Linked DNA regions of Mus musculus: regions 1 and 3 are each linked to region 2. The links are chromatin loops, found by intact Hi-C in ENCODE. Cell type or tissue: heart. All regions are shown on one strand. Links, peaks and the distances in the headings refer to the core of each region. The heading gives the core; the rest is flanking DNA.

Region 1 (10,010 bases), core at 1,838-6,837, 73 kb after region 2:
TACCCATCCTACTAACTAACTAACCAGCCAACTAACTAAAACAATGTAAGAACAGATGTCTATTCTCTGACAAACAAAGCCATTTAAAATAATTACAGTCCAGCTGGATGGTGGTGGCACAAACCTTTAATCCCAGCACTCAGGGGCCAAAGGAATGTGGATCTCTGTGAGTTCGAGACCAGCCTGGTCTACAGAGTGAGTTCCAGGACAGCCAGAGCTACACAAAGAAATCCTATCCCCCCAAACACAAAACAAATAGACGAACAGATAAAGAAATACAGTCCACATCCTACCAGTTCTGTATGGGGATACATGGTGTGTGTGTGTGTGTGTGTGTGTGTGTGTGCGCACGCGTGCGCGTGCGCGTGTGTGTGTGTTTAGGTGGGATAGGTTGTTTGATAGGTTAAATGTGAAGGCCAGCTATGGATGACTGGTGTTGGAAGGCAAGCCTTCAGAGCCAACACACCTTGCTGGTGTTTCCCAATCTATGGTCTGTGTTTGCATTTTCAAGGATTATTAACAACAAATTTCTTATATTAGTTTAATGCTGTAAGCAAATTCTGGACATCTGAATTGGCCTGCAGCCTGCCATTATTTCAGAGCAGGCACCTGTGTTTGTGTTTACAGTCACCTTGGTAGTGAACTGTAGTGCTTTGCCATGGGCTCGTGACATTGGAACAAAGACTGATTATCTAAGTACCCAGCTAGGCCATGGGTAGGTCAGTCATGCCACAGACCAAAAAGGGCTGGCAGTGGGCAGCTGTGCTAGCAGTGGGAGAATGGCATAAGCAATGGGAGTCGGCGTTTTGGGGGTTGCTAGATGACATGGGCATTGTTTGGATAAACCTAAAGGACTCTGCCTGGCTGTTAGCAGTAGCATCTTTGCCTTGTACATAACGGTTTAGCGTCATAAAAGTAAGTAAAGTTGTTGGTTTGAAATTCGTTGGCTTACGGTTTTGTGTCTAATTTGAAATTTTGATTCTATATGTATGTGTGTGAATGAGTGTATGTGTGTAAGTGTGTTTGTGTGAGCATGTGTTTGAGTGTTTGTGTGTGCAAATGAGTGAGCGTATGCATGTGTGTGTTTGAATGTCTGTGTGTGTGTGTGTTTGTTGTGTGATTGTGTGTTTGTATGTGTGTGTGTATTTGTTGTGTGATTGTGTGTTTGTATGTGTGTGTTTGTTGTGTGATTGTGTGTTTGTATGTGTGTGTAAGTGTGTGTGAGCGTGTGTTTGAATGTTTATGTGTGCAAATGAGTGAGTGTGTATGCATGTGTTTGTGTGTATTTGAATGTCTGTGTGTGTGTGTTTGTTGTCTGATTATGTGTTTGTATGTGTGTGAGTGTGTGTGTGTGTGTGTGTATTTCCTTGTGAGGGTCAGAGATTGACACAGGGACATACATCTTCTTCATTGCTTTTCTGCCTTGTATTTCCCCAGATTTTTTTATTTTATTTTATTTTATTTTATTTTATTTTTTTTGGTCTGACAGTTTCATACATTTAGTGAGTAGAGTTTAGCCATTTTTGCCCCCATGTCTTTTGGAACCCCCTCCTTCTCCCACTGTCACTCCTCTGTTGTTTTTTTTTTTTTAACCTTCTTTTTGTGTGTGGCAGCTGACCTACCCTATCTCCTGAAATAGGATCTCTGCTGAACCTGGAGGTCCCCGTTTTGATTCAGCTGGCTGGTTAGGGAGTTCCATTCTAAGAGTCCACCTCTCTCTATGCCCTGATGCTAGGGTGCAGGCACCTGATGCTGCACCCAACCTTTTTAATGTGGGTGCTAGGGATCTAACCCAGGTCCCTGTGCTTAGAGAACAAGCATGCTGCCCACTGAGCCACCTTCCTGGTCCCCTACTTTTAGACTCTTTTTTTCTTCTGGATGTTCCAAAACTCAGCCATACTGTGGGCTGCTTTAAGAATTGTTTTGAACCAAATGTGGCCGCACATGCCTTGAATCCCAGTACTCCAGAGGCAGAGGCAGAGGCAGAAGGGTATCTGTGAATCTGAGGCCAGCCTTGTCTACATATCAAGTTCCAGGTCGGCCAGAGCTACGCAGAGAGAGCCTAATTCAAAACAATACAAATGAGTTGCTTTGACTTTAGGCCCATGAAGTAATCATTCATGATTGAGCAGTACTGAAAGAGACTGTCAGGTTTGTCCCTGATCCTAGCTCTTCCTACATGTATCCAGATGAGGAAAAGGAGCCAAGAGAGAAGCACACGGTGAGGTTCTACATAGTTGGATACACAACACAGGCTCCTGAATTCTACTAGAGACCCTCACCTGTGTTCCACATTACCACTGTGTTGTGTGTCTTTCCCAAATTAAACTCAGTTTTCAAATAGGCCTTGACTAGTTAATGTGTCACATGTCAAATGATCAAAGCATGATAAAAACGCGTGGTAACTGCCCCCACTTCTATTAACCCTGCACCACACACATGATGTGAGAGGCTTTATTGATCCGTCTATATGTGGGCTGGATAAGCCTCAGATGAGGCTTTCTTGCACATTGGGGGGCACCTAACAGTATTCCTGAACTCCACATATCAGATGTCAGTAGCACACCCCCGACGAGTCATGACAGTAAGAAGCTCGTCCAGGCATTACCAAAGGCCCCAGTGGGGGCAAAGTCACCTCCAGTTGAGAAATCCTTTATGCAAATAGAAACACATGTGACCGTCTGATTTTATTTTCAGCCCTGCCTATAATGGAAAAACAACAGCCTATACACACATCTTTTTTATTTATCATATGCACAGGGTGTGTGTGTGTGTGTGTGTGTGTGTGTGTGTGTGTGTGTGTGTATATTTCACAAACTACTTTTAAAGGTTTGTTTATTTATTTTATGTATATGAGTATACTGTCACTGTCTTCAGACACACCAGAAGAGGGCATCTGATTCCCATTATAGATGGGTTGCGAGCCACCATGTGGTTGTTGGGAATTGAACTAAGGACCTCTGGAAGAGCAGTCAGTGCTCTTAACCACTGAGCCATTTCTCCAGCCTCCCACAAACTACTTAATATATGAAAATAATATATCAAAATATATTTTGTTCATTTTTTGTTTTTTTGTTGTTGTTTGTTTTGTTTTGTTTTGTTTTGTTTTTCTCTGTGTAGCCTGGAACTCACTCTGTAGACCAGGCTGGTCTCAAACTCAGAAATCCGCCTGCCTCTGCCTCCCAAGTGCTGGGATCAAAGGCATGCGCCACCATGCCCGGTTTATATTTTGTTCTTATGTGAGTGGGTCTCCTGTTCTCTCTGGACCATATACCCTTCTTCTGTGCTTCAAATAACACACAGGAAGTCCCTCCCATCAGACTTCTCCAGCAGTCTGTCATATATGCCAATTTTACTTCCCAGAGTTGGGCTGATCGTTCATCCCTTCTATGAGTAGACCGGTCTCTCTGACCTAGCGGTACATCTGTAAAGCATGAACACTGCCAGACTGCAGATGGGTAGTCAGTGCGTACAACAAGCCATGCGTACTTCACGTGGCCATCCAGATCTTGGTTTTCTGTTTGCTTGTTTGTTTAAGTTTTATTTATCTGGTGATTTTCTGTGTATGGGTGTTTACCTACAGGTATGTCTGGTGGCCACAGAGGTAGAAGAGAGCACTGTGTCTCCTGGGACTGGAGTTATAGATGAACTGTGAACTGCCATGTGCGTGCTGGGTATTCTTAACCACTGAGTCAACTCTCCAGCCCTGTAATTTAGATCTGAAGTGCCCCCCATAGAATCATGTGATAACTGTCTAGTCCTCAGATTCGCTCTGTTGGGGCATGGCCGAGCCTTTAGGAAGTGGGTCCTGCAGGAAGTCTTTAAGTCATTGGTGGCCTAGTGGATTTGGAAGTCTGTTCCCCTCTTCCGCTCTGTTTTGACTCCCAGCTATAAGGCGAATGATTTTCTTCTTGTGTGTACATTTGTCCTGATGTCTCGCCTCCTCACAGTCCCGTGGTCTCGGGTAGTTGTCACTGTACAGACTGCTGGCTAGCAGACATGTCAGATGTGGCTATGTCCACTGGGAAAAAATCATCTGGGACCCGTTGTCCTGTGTTGGGTTTGGGCTTCTCTTTTCCAGTCCCATGACAGTCTGCTTCTGGAAAATCTTGCCTGCCAGCCTGAAAGGCTGTGTGAGTGCTGACCTCCGGTATTCTCTGGTGCCTTGGAAAAGGTGCCTGTGTAAATGTTGGTGTTCTTACCAGAGCCAGAGGGATCAGGGTTGGGGCCTCCTGCCCTTGCTACACAGACTTAGTTGGGAAAGACAACCTCAAACAAAGCAAGGTCAGGTGGTTCAGAGGGTGACAGTACTTAGCCTGGCCAATAGAGGGCACTAGAGTCCTCCTCCCCAATGTCCATACTGTAATTATTTTAATAAGTGGTTCTAAACACTTTTCCCCACAGCTCCCGCCTCGTGTGTTTTTGTGCTTTTTCTGGCCGATTTATGAGCAAAACACTGAACAAGGAAGACAAACCTTCCTAAGAAAAAGATAGATGATGATGATGAGTGTGTGTGTGTATGTGTGTGTGTGTGTGTATCCGTGGAGGCCAGACAGGGTGACAAGTGTCCCGCCATACCACTGTCCCCTTAATTCCTTTGAGCCTCCTGTTTCTGTCCCCCTTCCCCAGTCTCTGTGCGGCACTTAGAGACATGCCCACAGCCACAGCTGGCTTTTTATGTGGGAGCTCTGAGGATTTGAACCTTCTTCCACTCTTCCCACTGAGCCATCTCCCCAGAGCCCCATCCTTACCCTTTTTGACCAGGCCATTCTCATCGTTGAATCAGCTTCTGTGACCTTGTAGACACAGTGAGAGCTGCCCCGCTCCTCCCCCCAGAGGATGTGTGGTGGGTGTCAGCCCCTTTCACCTCTGGGGTGAGCATTCTGGCTGGCCTGCCTGTTGGAATCCCAGCAGTGACCTCATAGCACAACCATTGAAAAGAAAAAAGAAAATAGTGTTTCTTCTGCTGTTCCCTCGCCTGCCTTGAGGACTTGGCTATTGGCTTGTGGTCGTCAAACGGGGAAGCCCTTACACCTCAGGGGCACTTGGCAGTTAAAAGTAAGACCTTGTATGTGAAATGGTACAGTGTGTGTAGGGGAAGGATTTGGAAAATGCCTTGGGAATTAATTCAGATGAGAGTGCACATACCTATAACTCTAGCACTTGGAAGGCAGAGGCAGAAGGGTCAGGAGCTCCAGGCCAGCCTCATTTACTTAGAGTCTGAGGTCAGGCGGAGCCTCAGAGTGAGACTCTATTTTTAAAAAAATCAAGTGAACTGACTGACGAGAAACTTGAGGGTGGAGGTGATGCGGGAGGCTTGTCTCTTCTAGCAGGTTGGGAGGTGATGCGGGGGATTAATTCCTCCAGCAGGGTGGGAGGTGATGCAGGATACTGACTCCTCAGGTAGGTTGCGTGGTCATTAACAGCTCACAGAATTCCAGCCCAAGTCCTGTAATCTAGCCAAAATGGTTGTATATGTGTGTAAAGATCTAATGTAGAGATGCTGGGCTGGGAGAGATGGCTTGACCGTTACGAGCACTGGCTGCCCTTCCAGAGGACCCTGGTTCAGGTCCCAGCACCCACATGGCAGCTGGCAACCATCTGTAACAGCAGTTCCAGGGCTGCATAAATGAGGGGCACAGACTCGAGTGCAGGTAAGACATCCATATGTATAAAACAAGAATAAATCTTTTAAAATTACAAAGCAAAACACACATAAAAAACATGTGTGGCTGGAGAGATGGCTCAGCGATTAAGAGTACTGGCTCTTCTTCCAGAGGTCCTGAGTTCTATCCCCAGCAACCACATGGTGTCTCAGAAACCATCCGTAATGAGATCTGATGCCCTCTTCTAGTATGTCTAAATACTGCTACAGTATATTTTCATATAATAATAATTTTTTTAAAAAATGTAATTTTTTCTGAAGTATTTTCAGTCTCTTAAAAAAAAAAAAAAAAAAAAAAAAGCCGGGTGTGGTGGCGCATGCCTTTAATCCCAGTGCTCGGGAGGCAGAGGCAGGTGGATTTCTGAGTTCAAGGCCAGCCTAGTCTACAGAAATAGTTCTAGGGCAGCCAGGGTTACACAGAGAAACTGTCACAAAACAAAACAAAATTCCTTTTTCTTTTAGTGAACCTGGTATTCCCTCCATTCAACTTCTGTTAATTAAATTAAAGGTGTCCTAGCCAAGTGTAGGCGCTTGGGAAGTTGTGGCAAGAAACTTAAGAGCTGAGGTTAACCTGGGCCTCAGATCAGCAGAGTGGCTCATGCTTTAATCCCAGCACTATGTAGACCAGGATAGCCCCGAACTCAAAGACCCTCCTGCCCTCTGGCTTGGCATGGCTGGTAGTCATGGCTTCCTGGGGAGTGGAGACCTCTCCTAGTGAGATTTTTCAATATTCTCTTGAGAGCATTAGTGCTAAAAATTTGCAAGCTTTTCTTCAATGTGTGCTTAGGGCTCGTTTAGTGTGTGCATAAACATTTTGAGATCCCCAGTGTCTTAGTCAGGGTTTCTATTCCTGCACAATCATCATGACCAAGAAGCAAGTTGGGGAGGAAAGGGTTTATTCAGCTTACACTTCCACATTGCTGTTGATCACCAAAGGATGTCAGGACTGGAACTTAAGCAGGTCAGGAAGCAGGAGCTGATGCAGAGGCCATGGAGGGATGTTCTTTACTGGCTTGCTTCCCCTGGCTCGCTCAGCCTGCTCTCTTATAGAATCAAGACAACCAGCTCAGAAATGGTCCCACCCACAAGGGGCCTTTCTCCCTTGATCACTAATTCAGAAAATGTCTTACAGCTGGATCTCATGGAGGCATTTCCTCAACTGAAGCTCCTTTCTCTGTGATAACCCCAGCTGTGTCAAGTTGACACAAAACTAGCCAGTACATCCAGTGCAGCCAGGCTTCAGTATCAGTGTAGTGTGGCATCAGAGTTGATGTATGTCTGGTGGGCCTGACCTGACACATGTCTCAGTTGTGTTTCTGTGTCTAAATACAACATAGCCAAGGACTTAGCCTCAGATTTGAGACAAGAAACATCATTTATCTGGGGCTTATTCTTTGTTCCCGCGAGGTGGTACATTTCGGAACCTCCTGGTTTGGTTAGATTGCCGCAGCATCGAATGTGTATATAGTTGTTTGTTCTCCCTCACCTTCAGTTTTGGTTGGCTGAGTTTTGGCTTTGCAGTGCACCTGTGAGGTAAGTCTTCTGCCACTGAGCTACGCTCCCAGGTCGCCAATGTTTTCGAAATTGGAAACCTAAACAACCCTTGAGAAAATGGAAAAAAACAATACAAAGTCCTTTATGTAATTGTTTTGTTGGAGACAGAGACTCCCTATGTGCCCCAGGCTGCCTGGTTGGTCTGGCCTGGCTACCTTCCTCTGCCTCCTGAAGGCGTGCTCCTCAGTTAATGTACTCTCTATCCCTTTCTGTGAAAATGTGGGTTATTTTAAATTTCCATAGATTTTTTTTTACACTTATTTGTGCGTGTGAGTGTGTGTGTGTGTGTGTGTGTGTGCATGTGTAGCCTAGGCATGGCTTTGGAAGTTGGCGGACAAAGTGATGAAGTCAGTTCTCGCCTACCATGTAAATCCCAAGGGTCAAACTCAGGTCACCTGACTTAGCCACAAGCACTTTTGCCCACTGAGTCATCTCACTGAGCCTTGCTTCCTTTTTTGTTTAATAACAGAGAGTTGCAGGCACCTAGTCCTTCCTCCCTAAGCAGCTTTGGGTACATCTCCCAAGAACCAGGGTGCTCTGTGAAGGGACTGAAGGAGCTAACATCCCGGACACCCACAGTGAGGCCCAGATCGCCCTTCACACTTTTCTTCTCAGCCTTTTGTCTGAGGCTGAATCAACTCCAGTGTCCTGTGTCTTGAATATCTGGATCACTTCAGGCAAAAGACTTTACCTGATAGAGAAATAAGTCAAGATGTTTTTAGAGAGGCTGTGTTGAGGCTTCTGTTATTCGGCTTAGCAAAACTATAGCATGTGCTACACTGTGTGTCTGGTGGGATTCACATTACATGGCATATGATAATAGATTATCCCAAATTAGTATTGCAAACTCGGTCACATAGGGTCTTATGACAAGGACTTAATAAAGTCCATGGGGTTCTACATGATCCTATGAATGACGTGCGTGCATGCGTCCGTCCGTGCATGCATGCATGCGTGTGTGTGCGTGCGTGAATGCGTGTGCATGCATATGAGTGCATGTGGAGACTGGAGGACAACTTCATCAAGTGTTGTTCCCCTGGAGCCATACACCTCGCCTTTTCAATCGAACCTCACCACATCCGAATGCTTACGTAGGTGCCGAGGATCAAAGTCGGGCCTTTTGAGAGGCAACCGCTCCTCTTACTAAGATATTTCCACCGCTCCCATGAGTGACTTTTCTTTACAGCTTCCCCCCACCCCCCCAAGGACCCATCATCCCCTGATGATCTACTAGGCTTCCTGTTGCTCTCTCGGTGGAGGAGGGCTGGGGAAAGAAGAAGCATAAAGGAAACAATGTGTCAGGTCAGATCTCTGTAGACCCTCACTGCCGCTTCTTTCCTCGTTTGCAAGGAACGGGTGAGGAGTACTCGTGGTTGCTAGATGATTCGACTCGCTATAGGACCAAAGGAAGCCGTGCCTCTCTCTTTCTATACAAATCCTCCAAGGCAAATATTTGTCTGGAGTCAGTAGCCAGAAACAATTGCTGAAGGGCTGCGGGGGTTATTACGGCGCTTGGTGTTTGCCCAGAGGCACACATGGGATGAGGAGGAAGGATTCCTCTGACTTAGTTACATGTTAGCTTTCCTGCTGCCGATAACAGTGCAGACCAGGGGACTCTGCTACAGCGGCACGCTAGATAAAGTCTCTACACAGCAGAGAAAAGTTAGCAGCTCATACCATTGACTCAGGGAGACACATTGAAACTTGGTAAATAACAAGCTTCCAGGAAGCTTATGAGGAAAAGAAAATCGTTGTGCTCACACATGAAAACTGAAGTGACTCACGTGTTTAATCTTCCCCACAAAGCAAAGAATCAATACGTTGGTTTTGGGCTAGTGGATAAAAACTACCATCCCCAGGAGGATAAATGTTGACCATCTAAGTCCCCTGTGACTGCTGGAGGAAGAGGAGGAGGGGGAGATCCCTTAACGGCAAATATGTTTATTTCAAGTATATTAAATATTTCCTTCAAAGCTGTCTTTGAAGGGTAGCTTTGTGTAGCACAGGTTTTTATTTTGGCTCTCTATATCTGTGTGTGTGTGTGTGTGTGTGTGTGTGTTTGTGTATCATCTATATCTATATCTATCTTTCTGAAACAGTGTTTCACTATGTAGCTTTGGCCGGCCTGAAACACATACAGATCTGACTGCTAAAGGTGTGCACCTCAATATTTTGTTTTGTTTTAAAGATTTTTATTGTATATGTATGTGTGAGTGGCTGCATGCATGCTGTGTGCCATGTGGATGTGGTACCCAGGGGAGAGAGATGTTGGATCTCAGCCGGGTGTGCTGGTGCATACCTGGTCTACAGAGTGAGTTCCAGGACAGCCAGGGCTATACAGAGAAACCCTGTCTCGAAAAACAAAAAACAAACAAACAAAAGAAAATGTTGGCTCTCTTGAAACTGATGTTAGAGACATTGTAAACAGTCCAAAGTAGGTGCTGGGAACCAAACTCAGATCCTCTACTTAAGCAACACCCACTTTTAACTACTGAACCATTCTTTCAAATAAAGAATTTGGAGGGGTTGGAGAGATGGCTCAGAGGTTAAGCGTGCCAGCTGTTCTTCCAGAGGTCCTGAGTTCAATTCCCAGCAACCACATGGTGGTTCATAACCATCTATAGTGAGATTTGGTGCCCTCTTCTGGCCTGCAGGTACACATGCAGGCAAAACACTATATAATTAATTAATTAATTAATTACGTCTTAAAAAGTTATTTTGGGGACTGGGTTATAGCTCATTTGGTAGAGTGATTGTGTAGTATACACAAAGCTGTGGGTTAGATCCCCAG
Region 2 (10,010 bases), core at 3,024-8,023:
CCTAGATTCCGGTAGGCCCTCCGGAGACCCGGAGGCCATGTGCAATGAGGGCAGAATTTCATACAACTAGTTGGGAACTGTGTGTGAATCCTCGCGTGAAGAGTCCCATGACCCTCTCTGTCACTTCTTTACATGAGAGATGTGCGAGCAGAGACCAGGAAGTGGAGGGGTAAACGGAGCCCGGTAAATGATGTCCGGGATTCAGACCATGGAGAGCCGCATCGGAGTGCAGAGCTCACTTCATTGTTTATTTACGTGAGCTTAAATATAGCTTCTCAGCCAGCTAGGGTACGTTTATGTATTTAAGGGTAAATCGGGTGCAACTGTGCTGTTTAGCAGAATCTGACTCCCCGGTCCAGTCCAGTCAGTGGGCCTACCCATGAGGCTCTAGAGGAGGGGCCAATCCCCCGTGGAGATTTCCACGAAGACAAGGGAAGCAGCCATCGCTCTAGACTCTTTAAGGAGTCCCAGGAGCCTGTGGCACGTCGTTCTCCACTCTCCGTCCCACTTCTTCGTCCACCAAGTTTATCTCCACATCCCCCCACGGAGAGAATGAAAATGTAACTAACCCAGCTGTGGCGATCTTGTGCCAGCAGGCATAGCTGAACTCATGAAGATGTCAGCTGGTTCAGCTTGGAGGACAGCGTTGTGTAATAACATCTCTCTGCATGCTTTTCCTACCTCCCCGCCCCAAACTTATTTATCATTTTATGTGTATGGGTGTTTTGCCTGTACATATGTCTGTGTGCTACATACATGCCTGGTACCCTTGGGATCCAGAAAAGATCAACAGATCTCTATCACTGGACTTACAGATGCGTTTGTCCTGCCATGTGGGTGCTGGGAATTGAACCTGGATCCTCTGGAGGAGCAGTCTTAACCATTGAGGCATCTCTCCAGTCCCTCGAAAGATTTGTTCCTCGTTTACTTGTGTGTGCATGTATGTGTGTGTCATCTGTCTGTCTGTCCTCTGACCTATCATTGGGACCGCACAGCAATAGCTGTAGTGACTGCCTCAGACAGGAGCAGCCCGCTTTCCCGAGGTGGTTATCTCTATCCCCTCATCACTTACAAACCTTCTCTCCACCTGGCAATCATAGCCGCCCTAGCGCCACAGGTGAAGGAGATTTTCAGAATTAGAGGAGCTGGGACGGTAAATGTCACGTGGTGATGTTTAATCTCAATTCTCAGCTTGATGAGATCAGACTCACTTGAAAGGTGGACTGCCTCTTGCTCACGCTGTAGAGACCCACAACCCTAAAATTATTTTCACTGCTACTTCATAGCTATAATCTTGCTACTGTTGAATCATAATTTAAATATCTGTGTTTTCCGATGACCTTAGATGACCCCTGAGAAAGCGGTCTCGACCCACAGGTTGAGAACCGCTAGCCTAAGAGGACAGAGGGGGCTAAAGAGGGAAGAAAGACAAGGAGGGACAGTGAACTGTGGGGGATGCACTCCGCAGGCAAATACATGTGAATGGAAGCTTAGAAAGTAAACAAGACAAAGCCAAGCGCAGAGAACCCCAGATTTGTATTGATCAGGGGACACCAACTTTGATACGCTCATTTACGGCGCACATGCACATAAAACTAAAATACATACTTTGAAACATCTGCCCTGCCAGGTGAGATGGCACACATCCTTAATCCCAGAATTCTGTTGGATCGCTAGGAGTTGAGGCCAACCTGGTCTAAAGAGTGTGATCCAAGCCAGCCAAGGCTACATAGTGAGACCTTGTCTCAAAACAACTTGAATTTAATTTAAAATACACACATACACAGACACACACACACACACACACACACACACACACGGTTGAGAAATGGCTCATTGGTTAAAAGCACTGGCTGCTTGCTCTCCCAGAGGACCTGGGTTCAATTCCCAGCACCCACATGACGGGTCACTACTGTCTTGACTGCAATTCCAGGCTTCTGCATGCAAGTGTTATATAACATACATTGAGACAAAACATACATGAAATCATTTAAAAATTAAAAAAATAACAAATATAAAATAAAACGGAGAGGGACATATTTGGTTTTTGCATGCCAGTCATTGCTGGCTCAAGCCACACTTTCCGGCTGTGGTGTTACAAGGCGCCTCTAAAGCCCAGCCATGTCCCCCTGACTTTGAGAGCCAGTGACTACGAAGAATCAAAGGCACAGAGGTCACTGAAATCCATACCAGGGAAGGCGCTCTCAGGTGTCCCGTGGCCTCTCGGGTTCCTGCCAGCAGCACCTGCTGACTGGACGCTCACTTGGTCTAGATCTCTCTTATGGGGCCAAGGCATCCAGCTTTATTTTCCAGACGCCGAGTGTTAATTCTCCTGTGTTTGTGGCACCCGCTGACTCCTCAATCTGAGGTCTGTTCCTATTGCCTCAAGCGGGTTCTGTGCAATCCAAGACCCTCGGTTACCTGGCAGCTCACAGCCCTCTCCAGGGGCTGAGCTCTGACCAGTGGCAGCCAGCCAGGCCTTCTCATTGGTAGGCAGCACACTCGACTGTGTGTCCATGCATATGCCTGTCTGTGTGCCTGAGGGGGCAGAGGTTAAGGTCAGTGTCTTCCTCTACCTCTCTGTACCTTGTTTTTCATTTATTATTATTATTATCATTATTATTATTATTGCATGACGTGTTTGTGTGTGATTTGAGATGTTTAGGAGTCGGTCCTCTCCTTCCATGTTGGGCTCCAGGGTTTGAGCTTGGGCTGTCAGGTTTGTGTGGCGATTGCTCTTACCTGCTGGAGCCATCTCCCCAGCCTCTATTTTTAAGACCTGGCATCTCACTGAACCTAGAGCTCTCTGATTGGCTAGGCTGCCTGGCCAGTGAGCACCTGCCTCTCCGTGTAAATAATGTAGGAACAGCCACCAAAGTGGTCCCTACACATGTGCTGGGGCTCTGCCCTCGGGTCCTCATGCTTGCTCAGAAAGCACTTTACCCCCAACCACCTCTCCAGCCCCTGCTTTTAATTTCTGTTAAAGACTCTTGCCTGGGCCGGGGATGTAGCTTAGTTGGTGAAGTGTATCCAGCATGCTTGAAGCCCTCATTCCATCCCCAACACTGCACAAACCCAGCTGTCATGGAGTAATCACAACAATCGGGAGGGAGAGGCTACAGGAGATCCTGTCTCAAAACAAACAGTAATAAATGCCTTTGCTTAGCGTTCTGCCCTCCCTTCTGATCCCATTCAGGTCCGTGTGCTTGCTCATACAAATCACAGACTGCCAGCCTCTGCCACGGGTCCTTGCCTGCTCCTCTACCCTCCCCTCTAATGGCTTTAAACCAGTCCATTCTTCCTAATTAAAACGCTAATAAACAATTCAGTTCTCTCGTCTGATATCCCTGTTTCCTGGAGGTAGGAGTCCACACACCATGGGCTGTGATATTTCCACAGAAGCCTTCCTTCTGTAGCAAGCTTGTCTCCTGTTTAGAACAACTGAACTCAGTTTTTTGGAAGAGCTCTGATCTCTCTACAAACTCTGCATGTTGCTGAGTGGGCTCAGCTGACAAGGACTGGGTATGACTGTGGTCTTCTTCAATCACAACAAACATACTTGCTAAAGAGTTTGTTCTTGGCCGTTTCGACAGTTCAGAGAGCTGACTGCCGCTATATGTTGTGGTTTCTACAACAGCACTTTCTTAGACAAGAGACTCTGTGTGTGTGTGTGTGTGTGTGTGTGTGTGTGTGTGTGTGTGTGTGTGTGAGATCTTTAGTTAATTTGACCATTCTAGGTTTCCATGTCAGCCTGTCCATCTATCTGTCTGTCTTTCCCCTCTCTCCCATCTGCTATGTCAACTCAATTCAAAGCTTCTTACTCCTTCTTTTAAAAACAACAGAGCCGGGCAGTGGTGCTGCAGGCCTTTAATCCCAGCACTTGGGAGGCAGAGGCAGGCAGATTTCTGAGTTCGAGGCCAGCCTGGTCTAGAGAGTGAGTTCCAGGAAAGCCAGGGCTACACAGAGAAACCCCCCCCCCACAAAAAAAAAAAAAAACCTACCACCAACAAAAAACCCCAAAGAACATAAAGTCAACAACAGAAGCAGAGTTTGACATAGCCCAGGCTGGCCCTGAAATCTCTCTATACCCGAGGATGCTAGGATTACAGAACAAAATACCATATCCTGCCTAAGGGGGCAGGGGGTGCACATGCACTCACATGCACACACAGTTTTGATTTATTTATTTTCATTTTACGTGTATGTGTTTGCCTTGAATCGAGAGCCTCTGGAAGAGTAGCCAGTGCTTTTAACTGCTGACCCATCTCTCCAGTCTGATATATCTATATATACTGGTTTTTCAAGCAGAGCTTTTCTGTGTAGCTCTGGCTATCCTGAAAGTCACCCTATAGACTAGGCTGGCCTCAAACTCCCAGTGAGTGCCCTGCCTCTGACTCCTGACTGATGCAATTAAAGATTTAAAGCTATTTTAGATTTATTTATTTTATGTTATGTGTATAAGCATTTTGCCTGCATGTACATATCCACACTGTGTGCACCTAGTGGTGGAGGAGGGCACAAGGGTGTCGCTCCCCGAACTGAAGTTCTAAATGGTTGCCAACCACCATGTGGGTGCTGAGGATAAACCCTGGTCCCCAGCAAGAGCAACGGCTGCTATTATCTCCTGACCACACCTCAAGGGTGAGTATGTTTTAAGATTTATTTCTTTATTATGTATACAGCGATCTGCCTGCATGTATGCCTGCAGGCCAGAAGAGGGCACCAGATCTCATTAGAGATGGTTATGAGCCACCATGTGATCGCTGGGAATGAACTCAGTGCTCTTAACCTCTGAGACATCTCTCAAGGGTGTATTTTTTAAAGCAGCCAATAAATGTAACCAAATTCCTACCAGTCAAATGCAAGCAACCACTTTCCTATCCACATACCTAGCATGGAACTATGGTGGAAAAATAACATTTTGTCCAGTTGATAAGTGAAAGTCGTATCTTAATTTTTTTTATTTTTATTCTTTGGCTTTTTTTGGAGACAGGGTTTCTCTACATAGCTTTGGCCGTCCTGGAACTCACAGGCTGGACTTGAACTCACAGAGATCTGCCTGCCTCTGCCTCCCAAGTGCTGGGATAAAGACATGTGCCACCATCCCCAGCTCATTTTTTTTTTTAAGATTTATTTATTATATGTAAGTACACGGTAGCTATCTGCAGACACTCCAAAGAGGGCGCCAAATCTTGTTACAGATGGTTGTGAGCCACCATGTGGTTGCTGGGATTTGAACTCAGGACCTCCAAAAGAGCAGTCAGTGCTCTTACCTCTGAGTCATCTCTCCAGCCCCCAGCTTGATATTTTAATTTGAATTTAATTATCAGTGAGTTGGAGGTTCAAAGCTAACAGCAACTTGAAATGGGAGAGTTTCTTCCGAGTGAGACATGAGAGCCTTGAAAGGAATTGCTCATCAGATTGAAAACACGCCAGGTCATTAAAGCCAAAGGCCACAGAGTGTCTGAGGTGACTGAAGTCATGGCACAGGTGCTGAAGCCTTTCCGGCCAGCAGCCCTCCTTCCGAGTGACCCACTGTGCTCAGGATGCAGTTGGCTTCAGACGGCACGGTCCCCAAAGCTGCTGATCGGCAGAAACTGTCCCAGATTCTTGCCTTAGTGGCCTAGACTAAATACTCAGAACGTCTGTTTTCCTCCTGTGTAAAAGTTAAAGGAGGCGGGAGATGGTGCAGCCTAAGACTGGTATGTAGACGGAATGTTCATCTCTTTATACGTGTGTCTTTTTGCTTTGCTTGACTTTATAGGTATTTTTAATTAGTCTATCTTTTTATGTGCATGGGTGTTTTGCTTGCATGTATGTCTTGCAAGTATGTGTCCAGTACTCATGCAGGCCAGAAGAGGGCACTGGATCTCCTGGAACTGGAGTTCAAGACAGTCACCATATGGCTGCTAGGAATCAAATCTGGTGGCTTCTAGAAGAACAGCTAGTGCTCATAGTTAGGCTCTGAGCCATCTTTCCAGCCCCTCCTTTTGTTTTGTTCTGGCTGGCTGGTTGCTTGGTTTGGTTTGGTTTTGTTGGTTTTTGTTTGTTTGTTTGTTTTGGTGGGTTGGTTTTTAAGATAGTATCTCACTCTATAAACCTGTCTGGCATAGAACTTATGTACCCCAGGCTGGCCTCAAATTCTCCTGCCCCAGCTTTCTCAGACCTGGAATTAAAGGTGTATGCTACCCTGCCAGGTGGTAAGACCCTGGTTAAAGACACCACACCCTTTGGGTGCAAGGCATTGAGAAATCAAGGTGCACCAGTCTTGGATAGTACATCCCTGCTGGTTAGCATACATAGTGCCAGAAGATGCTATGTAGGCCCCTGGGGGATAGAAAGTTATCAGTGGGTCTTACTCCTCAGTGGACTCTGTAATACAATACCGAACTGTCAGGCAAGATGTACCTACAGGTGCCAAAGCTATTACAGGGCAACCAATTGTTTACTTTTCCTCTACTGTTTTTAGACAGGGTTTTTCTATTTAGTTCTGGTTGTCCTGGAACTCACTATGTAGACCAGGCTGGCCTTAAACTCATAAAGATCCACCTGCCTCAGCCTCCAGAGTGCAGGGAGTAAAGGTGGGTGCCACCACACCCAGCTCCTTTTTATTTGTATTAATTTGAGATTCTATTTGCTTTTGTGTGTCTGAGTGTTTTATGAATGTGTATCCTTGCATCACAAGCATGCAGTGCCCGCGTAATCCAAAGAGAACACTGTATCCCCTGGACCTGAAATTACAGACTGGTGAGGTACCATGTGGGTGTTAGGAATTGAGCCTGGGTCCTCTGGAAGAGCAGCCGGGCTCTTACTTGTCGACACATCTCTCTATCCCCTGCCCCCCCCCATCCTTAAAAAAAAGTAATGATAATAAAATAAAATGAATAAATAACAGTTATGAAGGCTAGGCATGGGGGCACACAGCTTTAATTCCAGCACTCAAGAGGCAGAGGCAGATGGGTCTGTGAGCTTGAGGTCAGCCTGGTCCACAAAGCTCTGAGGATGTGGAGGCAGGAAAAGGGGGGTTCCAGGTTACTTAGATACAAACTTAGAGCAAGTTTGAATACAGCCTGGGCTACAGGAGACCATGTCTTAAGAATGAAACAAAATGAATACACAAATAAAGACATGAGATTTGAATTAGGAAATCTAGAATGCACACGGGGGCAGGACAGCAGTCTGTAAATCATCTTTGCTCTGTCTGTGCAGTACTCTTTCACCCTTCCCTCTCAGCCTCTGCTCCTCCCACCGCTGGCCTGCGATACATTGTAACTCGTCCAGCAGAGCCTAAGCTTCCTCAGGAGTGGCTGTCAGGCTCGGCTCCTTTTTCTCACAATGGTCCAATCAGCTGGAGGAGGAGCCAACACAAACTGGAAGGCTGGTGGGGGGGGGGGGGGCACAATGGCAGCTCTCACACCTGTGCACACATCTGGATCACCTAACAGGTTTTTGTTTTTAAAGCGCTCACAAGAAGCTGGGTCTCTCCTCAACAGTGGCTGGTTTTAGGATTTGGGAATGAGCAGGAGTTTTACTTGTGACAACTTGTGCCGTCTTCCCTCTCACAGGTAGGGTCACCTGCAGCTTGCTGCCTGTGGCGTCCTGGGAATGGCCAGCAGGTGTGGGCAGCCAGCTTGCCCAGGGAGTATCAGTTACCAGCCAGGGAAAGGAAAACAGGCTTTTCTTGTTCTTGGTTTTGAGTGTGCACTGTTGTTTGTCTTTTCCACAAACCTCAAAGAATCTGCAAGTTAGAAGAGACCTTGGCAGAGAGACCTGACATGCTGCATTCGTCAGCAAATGTGAATGAGACAGCCCATTCACTGGCTTGGCCTCAAAGCCCCAAAGCCCCATAGTGCTCAAGGGAAATCCATTCGTTCAGACAGGGGGCTGGTTACACTACAAAAACTCGTGTATGCACACACACACACACCACATACCAATACATATACACACACCACATACATAACACACACTCTCACATATACCATACATACACCATATACACCGCACCACACTACATATATACACACACCACATACACTCACACACCACGCTCACACATAGATACCACACATTCAACACCACACATACCACATATACTCACACACATAACACACACATTCACACTCCCACATACATCATACACACACCATTCACAGATACTACATCACACACACAGTCACTCATACATACCACACATTCACACACTACATACATACACACCACATATACTCACACACATAATACACACATTCACACTCTCACATACACCATACACACACCATACACTGATACAACATCACACACACAATCACTCATACATACCACACATTCACACACTACACACACACACTGTATACACACACTGTACACACACACAGACACACACACACACACCACAATCCCACTCTGCAGCTATTGATATGTATACTCTGGAGAGTTCTCATGAATGAAATCAAACAGCACTTGTACATGCGTGTAGAAGACAGAGGCAGGCATGGGGTGTCCCTGCTATATTGTAGCCCCACCTCATTCCTTTGAGACAGAATTCTGTTTTAGGGACATTCTCTGAACCTGGGGCTAGGATGGCAGACAGCAAGCCCCAGGGTCCTTCTGTATCTTCCCCCCTCCAGGACTGGGGTTCAGATATGTGCAGCCTTGCCCAGCTTCTTATATGGCTGCTGAGCCATCTCCCCCATCCCTTTTTGTTTTCTTTTGAGACAGGTTATCTCTACATCCCTGGCTAGGTAGATATGAAAACCTGGCTGGCCTCAAACTCCCGCCTGCCTCTGCCTTCCGAGTGCTGGATTAAACCCATGTGCCACCACGCCTAGATGATCGTTTTATTCTATTGGGTCAACCTCCCGCCACCTCTTCATCTCCTTATCTGTTTCCCTTCCAAACTTCTCCCCATCAGTACCCGCCGCAGTACAGAATTCCTTAAGTATAAACTCACCCTATGAGTTTTAGAGAACTGTTTAATGGATGAACATAAGCAAGATACATACAACCGGCATCCGAGTTTTAGCTGCACGGGGAACACTTTGGTTCTCTGGGGTTGCTATGGCTTCTGGTCGTGTGACCCAAGGAGTAACATGATTTAAAGTATGTTTTCCTGATCTGTCCAGATTATTGCCTACCTTTAATCCACTGTTTCTGCCCCCAGACTCCCACAGCCTGTCTTTAACAGCACACTTATCTAGGCCCCTAGCACCAGGCACCACACATAGGTTGTTCTGAGCCCTCTTCTATGTATGATGCTGCAATCGGTGTCCTTCTCCATGTGTGCTCAAGGATCTGGGAGTATTTCTCTGTGGCACACATGTAGTGGAGAGTGCTGGGCTGACAGACACATGTTTGACTTTTCTCAGCATTTTCTTTTTCTTTTTAATGATAGAAACAAACCACCTAAAAGTGAATCTTTGGGAAGACTCGCTTGTTCTCCCCATGTCTGGTGTTGTACCTCAAACTTGACCTTGGCCTCTGTGTGGGTTTGAATAAGAACAGCCCTCATAGGCTAATATGCTTGAATGCTTATGTTTGAAAGTGGCACTACTTGAGAAGGATTAGGAGGTGTGGCCTTGTTGGAGTGGGTGTGGCCTAGTTGGAGGAGGTGTGTCACTAGGGAGGCTAGCTTTGAGGTTTCAAAAGCCCAAGTCAGGCCCAGTGTCATCTCTCCCTTTCTGGGCCATTGGATAAGGATGTAACTCTCAGCTAGTGTTCTAAGGACATGTGTGTTGCCACACTACCACCATGATGACTGTCACTAAACTAAAGCAAATCCTCAATTAAATGAATATATACATATATATATATATATATATATATATATATACATATATATATGTCATTGTATGTATGCATGTATATGTGTGTGTGTGTATATGTGTGTGTGTATAATTATATATGGTCTTTCCTCACAGCAATAGAACAGTGACTAAGACAGGGTCCTGTCAGGTCTTGCACGTTAGAGCTGGGTCTCTAAGTCACCTTCATTGAGGACAGTTTTGTTC
Region 3 (10,010 bases), core at 3,215-8,214, 90 kb after region 2:
AGGGTCTTCTCTCAACATTCACAGGGACGCTGATCTGTGACCACCCTGGTGGGTCATTATAGGCAGGTTTAAATTGAGAAGCAGACCAAAGAGTGCCTTGGAAATTTCAAAGATGAATAATAGATGCATTGTTATTGGCTGGCTTTGAAATCCACCCCAATCCTCTGTTCTTCAGTCAAAAACCACCTCCCCTGTTTCTAGAATAGAGGAGGGGACTTTAAAAAAAAAGGAAAAAAGTTAACAAGGCAAACACAGTAGGTATCTAAATGAACAAGGCGGTTTCTGCACTGGGTTACAGAGCTTTTCATCCAACGCATCACAGACCTCCTGGTGAGCGCATTGTCTCACAACAGGCATGAGCCGGAAGTCAGAGGCTGCCCGGGTTAAAAGGGGTTTGAAGCATATTTTTTTATATCCCTGTGAACTGTCTTCTCCCCTATGTATTTCTGAACTTGACTTTTTTTTTCTCTCCTTTTCTTTTTTTCTCTTTTGGAGACAAGACCTCATGATGTATGCATGCATGCATGCATGTATGTATGTATGCATGCATGCATGTATGTATGCATGTATGCATGTATGTATGTGTGCATGTGTGTATGTATGTATGTATGCATGTGTATATGTGTGCATGTGTGTATGTATGTATGTATGTATGGGTTTGATTTTCCCTATGTAGGTACTGAATTATTTCCCCACATTAGTACTTAACTTCTTCCCTAATGTACCACCCCAGACATACTCCTTCTTGTCACCGAGGGAGTGCGGAGGAGTCAGCGTCTAGCTGAAATGCCAGGGTGACCATTTAAGGCACTGTCTTCGTTACAGTTACTCTTCCAGTGATGAGGAGGGAGTGTTGTGCTTTATAAAAAGATAAGGAGAGAGGGGATGTGTTTGGATGTGAAGTCAGGTGTCAGGAGGGTACCTCCTGAGGCCCATGCTGAGGCATCCCTTCCCCCTGAGGGACCAGCCACACAAAGGTATAGTATAGAATAGAGTTTATTGAGGGCATGGGGAGGGGAGTTGAGAGGGTAGTAGAGATAGAGAAAGATGGGGGGAGGGACTGGCAGAGAGGCCAGTCATGAGCAGGTGGAGAGAGGGAAGATGGAGGGGAGAGCAAGAAGGCAAGAGAGCAGGAGAGCAGAGGGGGCAAGCAGCCCCTTTTATAGTGAGTCAGGCATACCTGGCTGTTGCCAGGTAACTGTGGGGTAGAGCTTAAAAAGGGGGGGGGTGTCTTTGTCTTTTTCTTTTTCTTTTTTTTTTTTTTTTTTTTGGCTGATGTCCTGAGTCCACTGAAGGAAGCCAAGACAGGAACTCCTAGCAGAGAAGAGTCAGGAGCTGATGCAGAGGTTATGGAGGGGTGCTGCTTTTTGGCTTGCTCCTTACAGCTTGCTTAGCCTGCTTTCTTATAGCCTCTAGGACCACCAGCCCCACCCACCACCAGCTTCAGTCAAGTTGACATAAAGGGAGTCAGCACAGCCTCCAAGCAGACAGATGTGAGCCCTCTCCCTGTAGCTGGGCCAGTCAGTGAGTCCAGACTGCATGGGTTCCCTGGCAAGACTGTGACATGGCCAGCTCAGAATGACTGGCTTGGAACCATCTCTCGGAAACACAGGCAAGCCAGCCAGGACTGGTGTGGGAGCTGGCTGGCAGGGCCTAATCCCTGGCCTCTGAGGCCATGTCATACAGAAGTTGTCCTTCCAAGGATCCTGCCCATTTGATTTCATGAGTGAATATTCCTCCCTACCCAGACATTGCCAAGAAATGAGTTTTGATTTGTTTGTTTGTTCTTGGTTTAGGGGTGGGGTTGTTTTGTTGCGGTTATTTTATTTTCATGTGGAGTTTTTGTTTGGTTTGGGTTGATTGGTGTTTTGATAGTTTGTTTTTGAGGCAAGGTCTGACTGTGTAGGTCTGGCTGGCCTGGAATTCACTGTGTAGACCAGGCTAGCCTTAAACTCCCAGAGTTCTGCCTGCCTGTTTCCCAAGTGCTGGGATAAGAAGGTGGGCACCACTATGCCTGACCTGCCAGGAGATTTTTAAGATGTGCCGACTAATACACGCCACAGCCAGGATGCATTTCCGAAAATACATCTAGCCCCATCTCTGCCAATTCAGTGAGTAACCCTGGAATCCCTTCCCAGAGCTGCCCCCAACGGCGCGCTCTCTTCCGTCTCTCTCTCTCTCTCTCTCTCTCTCTCTCTCTCTCTCTCTCTCTCTCTCTCTCTCTCTCTCTCTCTCCTGCTTCGTCTCCCACTGCCAGCCCAGGCGTTGCCAGCGTCCTCAACGCTGATACCTGGAATTCAGACACTCCATGCATGAACATCAGCCTGTCTTGCCATGAACCTGCTTCCTTGACCCCTTGCGGGCTGTGCGGCCGCTTTAGTTTTCCGCTCGCCCCATCTCCCAGGCGACACCGCACCCTGTCAAGGACAGGGGGCTGCATTGTCTTGCGTGTATGCTTTGGCCTGGCTCGGGGTCACTGGTTGTCTTGGTGTCTGCTAACCTTCCTGACCTGCACTCTCGGCAGCTAGAAGAGTGAATGGACACAGCTTTTCACAGCTGTGCTGACTATAGATGGAATCTGGGGAAGGACGTTAAAGCTCGCTCGGAGACAAGGTCATAGAGCCATGAGACATCCAGGGGATTTCTCTGTGTTCTCTGGTGAATCTGTCTCTTCCCCGTGGCCTTGCAAGTCTGTTTTAATTAAGAGCAGTCGGATGGCATCTTTTAGGGAGGAAGAAAGGGCTTGCTTCAAATGTGTGCCCCACCTAGATTTAGAAGCTACATAGTTCGTGTGTTTTAAAACATTATTTTGGAAGGAAATTGTCTGTCTATTCAGGGCATCCCAGTCCCTTGCATGGTTTCAATGCCACATTTTGTAGAAATAGACAATAAAAAAAAAAAAAAAACAAAAACTCGAAATTCATGTGGAATCTAGAAACAAAAAACAAAAAACAAAAAACCATACATGGAAGATGTGGACCTGTGGATCCTGCCAAAAGGCTCTGGGGCAGAAAGATCTTCAGACCTATGCTTGGAGGCCTGCCCACTCTCAGGAGTTCCTTCTTACTTTCCTTCCTTAATGAATCTATGTTCTGCTCCGGCCCTGCCCTGATTGCCTTGATGCTCTTGGGCACAAGACAATGGACTTGGGCGCTGCCACTGGCTGCAGATGGCTTTGGAGACCACTGGTGGTTCTGCACTCCAGTCACACTCCTCCCCTCTCCTCCCCAGTTAGCCTCATCCAGAGCCCAGAAAGACTGTGGGAAAAGACCCCCATCCTTTCTCAAAGAACCCAGATCAGTGTGAGAGCGACATCTCATGCAGGGGCTAATGGAGCAGGGGCTGAGCACAGCAGTGGGAGCCAGTGGCTCTCCACAGGACAGGAGATGCTTTTCGGCATTATTTTACTTGAGCTTCTTATGAATATATATATGTATATAGTCATAAGAATATATATGTGTATATATATATATACCCTTAAGCATGTGTGTTTGTGGTGGGGTATATGTGTATGAGTATGTGTGTTTGTGTGCCTGTGTGTGGGAATATGTGTATGTGTGTGGGTGTATGTATATGTGTATGCGTGTTGGCATATGTGCGCTCACATGTATATGAGTACAGATGCCTTTGAGGGCCAGAGGTATCAAATTCCCCTGAAGCTACCAGCTGTTGCGAGCCTCTCAGTGTGGGCACTGGGAATTGAACTCAGGTCTTCTGCAAGCTCAATACATGCTCTTAACCACTGAGCCTTTTCTTCAGCCCCAAGCTGAGGGCTTCTTATCCTCCTGCCTCCACTTCCGATATAACTAGAGTTACAGATGTGCCCACCACCACATTTGTTTTCTGTGGAGTGAGGGATCAAACCTTGGACTTCACACCTTGGCTAGAGATGTGCTCTACCAGCCGAGGTTAGTCCTCAGCCCTCATTCCTTCTGTGAGCCCGTGTCTCTCTTTCTTCCTTTAGCCCTTTCCTTTTCCCTCACCTTCTCCGTTGTTGTTGTTGTTGAAACACTTTATTCAGAGGCTCGGGGAAGGTCAGAGAAGAAAACACCACCCACAGAGGGGAAATGCTGAGTCAGCTAGAGCCGAGCTTCAGGTTGGCATCAAAATGCTTCACCCAGGTTTAACACTCAGAGCCAGCCTTGGAGCATCAGGAAATCAGGGCAGAGTCCTCACCACAGGATCCTTTGTTCTTGCAGACCTTCTGGTTTGTCTGAGGCCTTGCCCTTTGGTGACCCGCACGGGAGCAGAGCATCCCTCACTGACTGACAGCACTTGCTGTGATGGATGCATGTTCTTTGGGAGATCTGAGAGCTGGGTCATTAGTGTCGGCGCTGCACAGTCTTATGTCAGCTTGACACAAGCTAAAGTCATCTGAGAGGAGAAAACCGTGGAGAACTGGCCTCCATAAGACCAGGATGTATGAAGGCCTGGAAGGCAGTTTCTTAATTAGTGATTGGTGGGGGAGGGCTCAGCCTGTTGTGGGTGGCTTCATCCCTGGGATGGTGGTCTCGGGTTCTCTAAGAGAGCAGACTGAACAAGCCATGGGAGCAAGCCAAGTAAACAGCATCCCTCCACAGCCTGTGCCTCAGCTCCTGCTTCCAGGTTCTTGCCCTGTTCTAATTCCTGTCCTGAGTTCCTTTTTCGATGGGTTACAATGTAGAAGGGTGTTCAATAAACCCTTTCCTCTTAAGCTTGCTTTCTGGCCATGGTGTTTCATTGTAGCAGTAGAAACCTTAACTGAGTCAGAGTCTAAGCTCACACACTCAAGCCCCTGAGGTGTGAACTGTTCAATGGGAAAGGAGAAAGGAAAAAAATCGAGGGAGGGAAGAAGAAAGGGGAAGGGTCGGGGAGTGAGTGAGGGGCTAGTCCCTTGAGCTGCCTGAGCACAGGGAATGTGACCCCCTTGCCCTGCCTCTTCCCAGCATTGCTGAATGACAGGTCTAGATGGAATCTGCATGTCTGTGTTCTTAGCTGACGTTGGACCTCCCTGCCTGGGACCACACACTTGGAGAGCCTGGCTAATTGCAGCCTGCCAGCCAAATCTAGCCTACCCTGTTTGTAAATAAAGTTCCCACAAAACGTGGCCACACTACAGTAGCAAAATGAATGGTTGGGACCGAGACCGTATGGGATTCAAAGCCCACGACATTCACCATGCAGCCATGACCAAAAAGTGTGTGCCAACTTCTCTGCATCACTTCATTCTCTGGAGCACCGTGGTGCTAATTCCAGGCACAGGCCCCTGACCCTCTCTTTTACCACCAAGGACTCCATGAGTTCTTCCTGCCAACGTGCAGTTTGGGCAGAGCATTTGGTTATGTTTCATGGACGGAATAAACATGAGACCGCTAACCTCTGCAGAGTTCCATGGAACTTGGTATACTGGTAACGTTATTCTCTGTGGTCTCACCACTCACCAAAGATTGGGTACAGACAAAAGGCCATATGCGGATCTGCTTTAGTGAGGCAGTGAGTCTATCGGGGTTCCTTACAGGAGCTCGGAGAATTCAAAAGCAGCTGTGTCCATGGTGACGGGTCACAGATGCTGCCTAAAGTCAGTCTTTAGACATATTTTAACACCCACCTTGTATGCAGAGTCCTGTCGCACTGCCTGCTGGGAATAACAGAGTCCCATGGTCCAGCCTCCATATAGATCTTTGTTTGATCATGAAATGTCAGAATAACTAAGTCCCAAGTTCTTAGCACCACTGTGGCTAGGGGACAGACGTCCTCATGACACCCCCTCAGAGTAGGAACAAGAGCCATATGGTTTGAAGTCTGCCTTCATCAGGCAAATTTGATTCTCCCCATCTCGGAGCCAGACCCCTAAATCCTACACCTCTATTTCCTCACTTCCAAGACCGGAAACAGAGAGCCCATGTGCCTTGTTAGAGATGCCACCAAGGCCCCAGGCCCCTGGGTGCATTCACTAGTGGCTCTGCTGTAGCTCTTGAAGCACACCTCAGTAAAATCTCTGCGAGAACATCACACAGAGTCCAAGGACATGGGGATTAAGTCTTTGCATCAGTCCATCCTTTTCTCAGGCAATATGTGGCAACCGATGCTAACAGTGGAAGTCAAGTCCTTCCACCACCTCTGTTTCACACTGGGCAGACAGCCCACCCTGGTCTGCCCTGGTTCCGCTGGCCTGGTCATCCATCAGCAGTATGCGGGTGCCCCCTAGTGGATAAATGGAGGTGGTGGCCGAGCATGCTGACAGACTCTGAGAGACAGAAGAGATAAAGGGCTGGCTGGAAGAGAGTCCCTGAGTCTGAAGGGGACAACTGAGCAGATGTGGGGAGGCAGCAGGTTGGAGTCAATGTGGATCCCAGGAGGAAATGCACTTTTCTTTCTCTTACGGTCTCCAGCATCATGTGGTAATAACCTGCTTTGTTTGAAAAGACAAAACCCCAAGTGTGCACGTGCATATGTGCGTGCCTGCGTACGTATTTTCTGAAGCAGAGAGTGTGGGGTGTGAAGTGGGAGCTGGCAGACATTTTCTGTGAATGTGACTATTTTAGGCTTCATGCCTGAGGCTGTCTTTTAAGCATGACATCACAGGTAAGGGGCAAGGCAAAGAGCAGGGCTGTGTCTGTCTGCTGCATGAAACAGGTCGTGTGAGCTGGGGTTGTGGCTCCATTAGTAAAGTACCTGTCTCACAAACATGGGGACCTGAGTTCCATCCCCAGTGTTCACACAAAAAGAAACAGGCATGTGCAGGAGGCAGAGACAGGAGGTCAGAAGTGACAAACCCGGGGTCCCCGTGAGAGACCCTGAATGGCTCCTGAGGAACAACACCTAGAATTGACTTCTGGTCTTCACACATCCCACCACCACCATTAATATCATCATCATCATCATCTGATTCAGGCCATGAGCTGTATCTAGTCACAGTCATCGTTGGTCAGACCTGAATAGTGTGTCTAACACATGACAGGTTTAATGACGCTGTGCCTCTCTCCTATCTGTGACCTAAGTGCCCAGCATCACACACAATTGAGAGTAGGTGCTCAGGGAGCACGTTGCTAACCCAGATGGCTCTGATTGACCTCTGTAACATAACAGCTTCACCGCAGAATTTCCCAGAATGCACTGAGTGACAAAAGGCGTGCTCTCCAAATTGGCCATTTAAAGCATCACAGCAGATCGGAGCTAGCTGCCGTCCCTGCTTTCTTTTCTAATCTATCTCTGTCTAAAATAACCCAGGCTGTGATGTGAAAGGCCAGGAGGCCAAACTACTTTGTTTAGCACAAAGAAAGCTACCACAGAAGGGGGGAGGCTGGCCTGGGTGACACTACACCACAGCCAAAGCCCCACGTTTTCCAGGGGCTGCCTCTTGGGATATGATGCACAGGCTGACTGCTGCACAGCTTAGAGATGTGGTGAAAGGATTTGTACGGGGGGGGGGGGTGGGGTGGCGGAGGGGGAGAGCGGGTCGTGGCTGGAAAGATGGCTCAAGGGTTAAGAGCACTGACTGCTCTTCCAGAGGTCCTGAGTTCATTTCCCAGCAACCACATGGTGGCTCACAACCATCTGTAATGGGATCTGGTGCTCTCTTCTGGTGTGCTACAGTGTAATCATAAAAATAAATAAATCTTTTTTAAAATGTTTTTATTATGTATATTGGGGATATGTCTACATGGGTGGGCATGTGTGTATAATATGTACAGGTTGTGTGGGGCATTGTGACTAATGACTTCCTCTGTATCTCACTCTCTCTCTTTCCGCCCCCCTCTCTGCACCACCTCTGCTACTCTGCAGGTCTTGGGACTGCTGGTGTGGACTCTCATCGCTGGCACTGAGTATTTTAGAGTCCCTGCTTTTGGCTGGGTAATGTTTGTGGCTGTCTTCTACTGGGTCCTCACCGTCTTCTTCCTCATTGTCTACATCACCCTGACTTACACCAGGATTCCCCAGGTGCCCTGGACCACAGTGGTAAGGACACCTCGGGGTGGCACCTGCCCGGGGCTGTGAGGTGGGACAGCAGGTGTCTCAGGGGCGGCACCTGCCTGGGGCCGTGAGGTGGGACAGCAGGTGTCTCTTCTTGTGGATTTGGGGTCACCTCTGCTCACGTGGGGCAGGCCAGTGCTGGAGAAGCCAGCAGCAGTAGGTGGTCCCTGCTTACCCGATGGCCTGAGAGTGAAGCCAGCACACCTAGGAATGAACAAGGTTCCCAGACAAACTGAGTCAAGGAAAGCTGGATTCTGTCACGATACTCAGTGTCACCTGCAAACAGGTGGGTCAGGGCAACAGTGTCTCCTGATTTCCTTCCTTCTTTCTATGTGCACGACTAAAGAAAAAGGATCCAGGCTGTTAAAACAAACACGTGGCAGGCGTCTGGGTGAAACCGGAGTGTGGGAAGCTTTGGTCTCTATGTCCTGTTGCAAAGAAAACACACAGTGTGGTAGATGGGTCCGGAGTAGAGCAGGGCAAGGCACCTGCCTGCCATGTTCCTGGTCTTGTATTTAAACCCCAGCACCACAGAAACACAGATGAGTAAAGTGAGTGTCTTCCCACTTGGAAACAAGAATAGTTAAGGGGTTTGGATTCTTGTCCTGGCTCCAGAGAGCACGCCATCCACAGGTTAGACAACAGTGATCACACAGTCTTCTGGCAAGAGTGTGCAGTCTTGCTAGGGAGTTGGAAGTGCCCTATCGGTTGAGAGAGCACTTACCTGGCATACACAAAGCACCGCATACATAGGCATGGTGGCTCACATCTATAATGTCAGCACTGGGAAGTAGAAGCAGGAGAATCAGAAAGTCAAAATCGTTTTCAGCTGCATATAGAGTTGGAGATCAGTCTACAATATACTAGGCCTTGTTTCAGACAGACAGACAGACACATAGACAAACAGACACATAGATATGGTGGCACATGCCTATAATTCTAGCAATTTCTCGGAACATGGGAAATGGAAGCAAGAAGACCTCAAGTTTGAAGCCAAGCTGGCCGAACAGTGGGTTCAAGGTCATCAAGGTCATCACTTAAAATGATAATAAAATTTTTTAAAAGTGGTACTACATGGATAAAACAGAACTCAAAAGGCATACCGATTTACTATGTTTGTTTCCAACACACACACACACACACACACACACACACACACACACATCTGGCTCCGCACTTTGAAGGCCATCCTCTTTGAGAGCTGTGGTCCGAGGGCTTTCATACACTGCCTTCATTGTTCAAAGTGTCCCTGCCCCTCTTCCTTCTGAGCTGCCTCTAGAGTTCAAGTAAACCCAACCAGAGGCAAGTCTCCTTTCACTTTCAAAACAGATTAACTTGTGGTTGTTTCCCCACACCCCAAAGCGAAGAATCTCCATTGGCATTTTCAGACATCTGGATCTGGGTCTGAAAGTGATCCCAAGCAAGTGCTTGTGACCAGGAGCACACAGAGGGCCCCGGGAGTCAGTGTCCTGATTCCCCTAGGACACTAGGAAGGGCAGACTCATTTGGATGTTGGATTCAAAAATAGCTGATTCTTTCATAAAATAGCAGCTGTGACAACCTAGTGAAAGAGGACAAAGAAGTGATGGAGGTGGGTCTGGGCATGTAGCTCAGTGGGTGGGGTCTTTGCCTAGTGTGCATGAAGCCCTGGGTCCGATCCCCCATAAAAACCGTGTGTGCACACCTGCAATCCCAGCCTTCAGGAGGTAAAGGCTAAAGGGTTCTCAGATAAATAATGAGTTGGAAGCCAACCTGGGCTACGTGAGATTTAATGTCAAAATGAAAATTGATGAATATACATAAAGGAAAGGAAAGCCATTGTCCCTTCCAGTAGCTGAATGTCCGTTAGTCCTTGCTGGCCAGAGCTGGTGACTTTGGAGAAGTGAATGTCTGCAGGTCAGCCAGCTCTGTCTGCCACATCCTTCCCCCCACCCTCTCAGCAGCCACCAGGGCTGGGGCCCCGCTCCCTCTCCCTCAGTGACATGCCTTTCCTAGCCTCCTGCCCCTAGGTCAGCCTTATACCCGAAGGTTGCTCCTGCTATAGAAGACATGGCATG

What was found. Hi-C counts contacts between places; a loop is a spot of excess contacts. Peaks named below come from ENCODE experiments on the same cell type or tissue, not always from the same donor. Only the 100,000 strongest peaks of a DNase experiment are listed, where the experiment ranks them.
Region 1: it touches region 2 in a loop (2.2-fold over the local background); 10 of 42 quality-filtered maps call a loop at or near these places.
Region 3: it touches region 2 in a loop (7-fold over the local background); 21 of 42 quality-filtered maps call a loop at or near these places.

What each region holds. Positions count from the first base shown.
Region 1 is chr9:114,809,795-114,819,804 of GRCm38, reverse strand. The region is part of intron 1 of Cmtm8 (CKLF-like MARVEL transmembrane domain containing 8); the gene reads left to right. Among named protein-coding and RNA genes, the nearest start is that of Gm23889, 23 kb to the left of the region's middle. In heart, for the core only: a CTCF peak has its summit at 4,318 (motif pointing right); no DNase peak of the experiment used is centred there; H3K27ac peaks cover 535 bases.
Region 2 is chr9:114,883,766-114,893,775 of GRCm38, reverse strand. No RefSeq gene overlaps it. Among named protein-coding and RNA genes, the nearest start is that of Gm30448, 35 kb to the right of the region's middle. In heart, for the core only: CTCF peaks have their summits at 4,713 (motif pointing right) and 5,852 (motif pointing right); no DNase peak of the experiment used is centred there.
Region 3 is chr9:114,793,969-114,803,978 of GRCm38, reverse strand. It overlaps Cmtm8 (CKLF-like MARVEL transmembrane domain containing 8), which reads left to right. Exons shown (of 4, transcript NM_027294.2): 2 at 7,765-7,938. Among named protein-coding and RNA genes, the nearest start is that of Cmtm7, 17 kb to the right of the region's middle. In heart, for the core only: no CTCF peak of the experiment used is centred there; a DNase peak (open chromatin) is centred at 6,188; H3K27ac peaks cover 772 bases.